Regions from separate parts of the Mus musculus genome. Here region 1 is linked to region 2. Evidence: chromatin contacts called from ENCODE POLR2A ChIA-PET data. All regions are on one chromosome and are shown on one strand. Each heading gives the region's core, a stretch centred on a gene start or an enhancer-like site at or near the end of the contact. The rest is flanking DNA. Distances are from core to core; before and after follow the strand shown.

Evidence for each region. ChIA-PET counts read pairs that join two places held with the same protein, here RNA polymerase II (POLR2A).
Region 1: POLR2A ChIA-PET joins it to region 2 with 16 read pairs in Patski. The contact joins the promoter of Pskh1 here to the promoter of Ranbp10 in region 2. POLR2A ChIA-PET finds 5 or more read pairs at or near these places in 4 of 5 experiments (Patski and embryonic stem cell).

Annotation. Positions count from the first base shown.
Region 1 is chr8:105,899,211-105,901,910 of GRCm38, forward strand. It overlaps Pskh1 (protein serine kinase H1), which reads left to right and starts at 1,264. Exons shown (of 3, transcript NM_173432.2): 1 at 1,264-1,330.
Region 2 is chr8:105,825,899-105,828,598 of GRCm38, forward strand. Ranbp10 (RAN binding protein 10) reads right to left here and starts at 1,310. Exons shown (of 14, transcript NM_145824.5): 1 at 1,052-1,310; 2 at 180-291. The coding sequence starts at 1,286. It overlaps Tsnaxip1 (translin-associated factor X (Tsnax) interacting protein 1), which reads left to right and starts at 1,846. Exons shown (of 16, transcript NM_024445.4): 1 at 1,846-1,929. The coding sequence starts at 1,889.

The sequences.
Region 1 (2,700 bases), core at 14-2,513, 73 kb after region 2:
ACAGACCATGCAGGCCTTGAACTCAGAGGTCCCCCCTCTGCTTCCCAAATCACACCAGGCTGGGTTAAAGTTCATGTTTTTAGTAATCCCATAACCCTTTGAGAAACAAATTTCATTGCTGCCATTTTGAAAGATGGTCTTAATCTGTATCCCAAGAAAACTTATAACTTCTATAACCTGGCCTTTTTTTTTTTTTAAACCTCTCACTGCAATATCCCCTTAAATTCCTGAGTGCCAGGATTATAGGCATGTGGGAACACACTGATGAATTTTTTTATTGAGATAGGACCTTAATAAATACACCAGGCTAGCCTCAAACTAAAGTCTTTCTTGTTGCTGCTTCCAAAGTACTAGGATTACAGGCTAACGATGTTTTGTCTTTTTTAAAAAAGTAAAAGTTGTTTCAAAACCTAGTGTGTTAGTACAAAAAAAAAAATCTTTATTTTTTTAATTAATTAATTTTTTGTTTTTTTTTCAAGACAGGGTTTCTCTGTATAGCCTTGGCTGTCCTGGAAGTCACTTTGTAGATCAGGCTGGCCTCGAACTCAGAAATCTGCCTGCCTCTGCCTCCCGAGTGCTAGGATTAAAGACGTGTGCCCCCACGTCCAGCTTCTTTGTTTATTTTTGAGACAGGTTTCTCTGTAATAGCCCTGACTGTCCTGGAACTAGCTTTGTAGACCACACTGGCTTGGAACTCAGAGATCCTCCTGCCTGAGTGCTGAGATTAAAGGAATGTGCCCACCATGTCAAGCTTGGTAACAATCTTTTTTATTCGTTATTTTATTTTATAAATCTCGTGATTCATTTGTGTTTGCATCAATACATTAACAATCTTTTTTACTTTTTATTTTATGTTATAAATCTCGTGATTCATTTGTTTTTGCATCAATACATTAAAAAAAATTAGCCCTGGCGTGATGACACACTCCCTTGCCCTTCAAGAACTCCTTCATCTATAGAAGAATCTTGCCATTTTTTTTCCATTTCTCTCGGTCATTACCTTTCCCAGAACTTTTCCCTCCACAAATGGCTCCCCAGCGGTGTCTAGCGGCAAACAGACCCACCCCTGGAAAAGAGCTCTGCTCCGCCCCGAAGACGTTGATTGGCAGGCACTCCGAACCCCCCCCCCCCCCTACACACACTTGCGTTCGCGTCTGGAGGCTCCGCCTCCCTTCCGTCCCTTGGCCGCCCAAGTTTGTTTTGGCGTCAGGCGCGCGCAGTAATGACGCCACCACGCTGACGCGGGAGGATGGCGGCGGCGCCCGTGGCCTGGGCTGGGAGACGGTGGGCTGAGCCGCCGAGACTCCGGAGAGCCCGCCGCCCGCGCGAGGTGAGGCCTTCCGGCTCGGGGCTTCGGCCTGACCGGCGTGAGGGGCCTGCGAGTTCAGCCGCGGGCGCAGCCAGGGCCTGGCGCGACTCCGAGCCCTCGGTCCCCGTGCACTGGGGCCTGTGGGCTGGGGAGCAGGCCGGGCTGTGGCTACCCGCGGTCCCCAGGCATGGCCTCGAAACCTCCTGCCGCGTTAGGCCCGATGGACTTGGTCATCTGCCTGTCTGTGGCCCAGCCGTCCCGCGTCCAGCGCGGGTCAGGTTGATCTAACCTTGTTGTGTGCGGCGCCTACTCCACACCCTTCCCTTGCGACTGAACGCCAGGGTCCTGCGGGGGCCATCGATCGCTTCCATGTACTGGCTGGAAAAAGGGCCAGAGTCCAGCTGGGTCGCTTGCAAGGCAAACCTGTCATACTTATAAGGAGAGCCCCGCTCAGTCCTCTGAAGCTGCTGCGTGTATAATTCGCACCAGAAAAATCACTCGTTAAAATTGCCTCCTTAGTCACTGTAGGGAAAAACTAAACCTTGTAGCCTGCAGCATTCAAAGCTTATCATAATCGGATGTGGCCTACCTAGCCCTGCAGAGAACGCCTGGGCACGTCTGTACTGCGATTATGTAGTGTTTTGTTGAGGCATGTGAGCCTCCTATTAACTCTGTGGTTTCATACCCTCGAGGTTCAGATAGCTGCTTTCTCGGTTTGTGAAACTTCCGTTCATTTCCACCCTCACTCACCAGTAGAGGAAATTAACCTGTGTCTTTTTGAATCTATCACCAATGTCTTTTCCTTGGAAAACTGTCTCCTGCGTTCACACAGTAGTAGTGTTTAGTTAAAGCTATCGGGACACTGACTTGAATAGATACAGATTAAGCCTTGGGGGAACATCTGTCATGGCCAGCATTTTGAGATAGTCACAGCAAACAGTGACATCTTGAAGTATTTTTTTTCAAGATACAAATTCAAGAGTTTTACTCTTCTCTAGATGTGGTAGACTACACTTCCGATCAATAAGGGCTAGTTTAGGCTACATAGTACATTTAGGACGAACCTGGGCTATATGAGACCCCGTCTCAAAAACAAAATACTCCAAAGCCCTGGTTTGGTGGTGCATGCCTGTGATCACCGCACTCCTGAGAGAGAAGCAGGAGGATGCCCAAAAGTTAAAGGACAGTCTGATATAGTGAGGCTGTCTTGGGGGTGGGGTGGGGGGAGTCTTCACTTTATTTTTCTGCTGATTTCGTTGATGGAAATTGAACTCAGGGCCTGAACCCTTTTCACTTAGCTACATGGTCAGCTTACAATGTATGGTAGCTTAAATGCTGTAACCCCAGCATTTGCGAAGCAGAAGGAGCAGGATTACCATGGTACTTGAGAT
Region 2 (2,700 bases), core at 60-2,559:
CAAAGCCCACTCACTGTTCAGACCAGATCGTGTCTCTAGTCAGAGGAGTGGTAGCCCGGATCCAAGTAGGTCAGCAGGCTAATATCAGTCCCTGATACTAGTTCAGGAGCTTCAAACACTGACAACGGGGAACATCAGTCCTATGTTGAGGAGGGAAAGGGATAGTTAAGTAGGCTTACCCATCTCTTCCTTTGCTGACAATCTTTACTTCAAAATAGTAAATACCACAGGCTGCTGGGATGGGGTGGGTGGCACGTACAGAGGCTGCATCTTTGTGATTTTTGCCATGACCTGATGTAAGAAGCCAAGGAAGGAATGTCAACACCAGAAAAACGCAAATGAAGGCCTCCTTTTTCTCTACGCCATGGTAAATTCAACCCTCCCTGGCCAGAAGAAGTTCTTGTACTCTCTGAGGAATAATAAGACAACTGAGTAAACACTTAAGCCTCCCGCCTTTAGATCATCTCCACCCCAGACCAACAGTCCTGACAGAGATATTGTCCTCCACAACAAACAAAACAAGGTAGATACAGGCAACAGAAGTGTGTGAGAGACACTGAATACTGTTGTCCGTCTCTCCAGAATCCAAACAGCCCAGCCTGGAGCCCAGGGGAAGGAAGTGGCAAAAATGGAAGTCACCAACAACAACTTTAGCACACAGCGCCTAGCCCAGTCCCGGGATGACTGGCAGCCAGGCAGCCCATGCACTTACTGTGGCAATGTTACCACCTCTTTTTGCAAAAAAAAGACTGAAACTAAGCCGTGGTAAAGGGCCTAGCATAAATTGGAGCCAGCTCAGGAAAGAAGGGTGGCCCTGAAGTGGAAGGTCCTGTCTAGTTTTGGACATTTAATGCAGTTGTCTCTGAGTCTAATATTTAGGAACAGAGCAAAGGAAGCAGGGTAAACCCCGGCCTGACCAACCCCTCTACTCTGGACGTTCCGCTGGGCTAAGGCCCAACTCTCAGAAAACCCGGGCAAAGAAAGGGAAAATGGGCACAGCCTCCCTGCAGACGCAGTAAACTTGTCTCCCAGCGGCCAGACCCGCTGATACCTTTGTAATGGACACGGAGGTTTCCCTGGGAGAGGCCGATGTAGTTGTACTTGTCCTTGGGGCTCCAGGAGCGCGGCAGCGGCGTCTCGTGCTGATTAACCGCAGGGTACAAGCGCTGCAGGCGCCGACTCAGTTCCTGCTCTCCAGGTGACGGTAGCCCGCCCCCGGAGTCCCCACCGGAGGAGTCCCCAGCCTGCGGGTTCCCAGCTCCCGGGTCTGCCGTCGCCGCCGCCATCTTGGAGGGAGCTGCTATTGTGTCACTGGGGGCGGGGAGGAGTGCAACCAGATTTGCCTTGCTCAGCCAATGGGCCGTGAGCATCCCAGGGTCGTAGGGAAACTGAGTCCGAGTCCCGGCAACCTTTCTCTGGACACTACTATACTTCGCCAGATTTAGACTACATATCCCACAATGCATAGCGCTGTAGAAGCCGGCCAACGAGGGTTCCTGGAGAACTTCGGAAGATGTAGTACATCACTGCTCACTCACAAGCCAGTACAACGAAGACTCCGAACCACTGAGAACTACCATTCCCGACTGGCCAAGTGGCCAGACCTCGAAGCTCGCCTTCCTCGTCCACGGTCTCACTTTATTCTTCTGCCTCAGTTCTGTAGCTAATATCAAATTTGCTGTATTGACTGGTTCTCAGAATACCCCATCCCCAGCTCCAGGTCTACTTTTACTGCTTGGCCTTTCTCCAGAGTGCTCACGGGGGCGGGGGCTGGAGGCGTGGCTCAACTGTGAGCCCGCCCTCAACGCAGAGGCTGCTGGGGTCTGGTCCCTATGGCAACGGACTGTACACTACCGCAACGGCTCAATCCTGCATCTGCTCCAAAGTCATGGCCAACCTACAGGAGCGTAAAAGTTTCTCCAAGCCAAGGTAGCACCTGGCCGGGCTGAGGGCGGGGAAGACTTGAATATTTCCAAAAAGAAAAATGACACTGATTCCGATCGCTGCACTGTCTGTTCTTTGGGTAGGACTTCAGCGCCGCAGAATCAGCGATACAGTTGTAATAGAATTGGGGCTGACTCGTCAGTCCAGTAAGAACGTTACAAGCTGCCAAAAGTGCAGGTGTACTTTATCGTAGATAGATGATCTTAGCTAGACACTAAAAAACGAAGTGCCTTATTATAATTATATGTGAAATTCTCACAACTCCTGTTTATAAGAAGCATTCAGTTTCCCACCTGCTCATTCCCAGTAGTGGAAGAAGGGCGAGAGAGGTGATTTCATTCTCAACTCTAATCTTTCAAGGTCTGCTGCCTTGGTAGAAAAAGGCTACAAAAGGACAGCCTGTTGAACAGTGAGAGTTGCAGGACAGTCAGGGCTATATGGAGAGACCCATCTTAAAATAAATGAATTAAAATAATAATAATAAGCCTACAGAGGTTCCAAGGACAGAAAATACCAATGTTATGATTGTCCCTGAAGGAAAAAAAAAGTCTCCGAGAAACAGGCAGCAGCAGGTTGAAAGAGACAACTGTTTCCCATCAAAGGCATAATCCAGGAAAATTACTGTCTATGAAAAAATATGTAATAGGGCTGGGGCTGTAGCTAGAACATGCCAGGACCTGGTTTGATCCCCAGCAACACACAGAATATGAAACAGACTCAGAATCTTCATTCATTAGGAAGGGAGCACAATGTAGT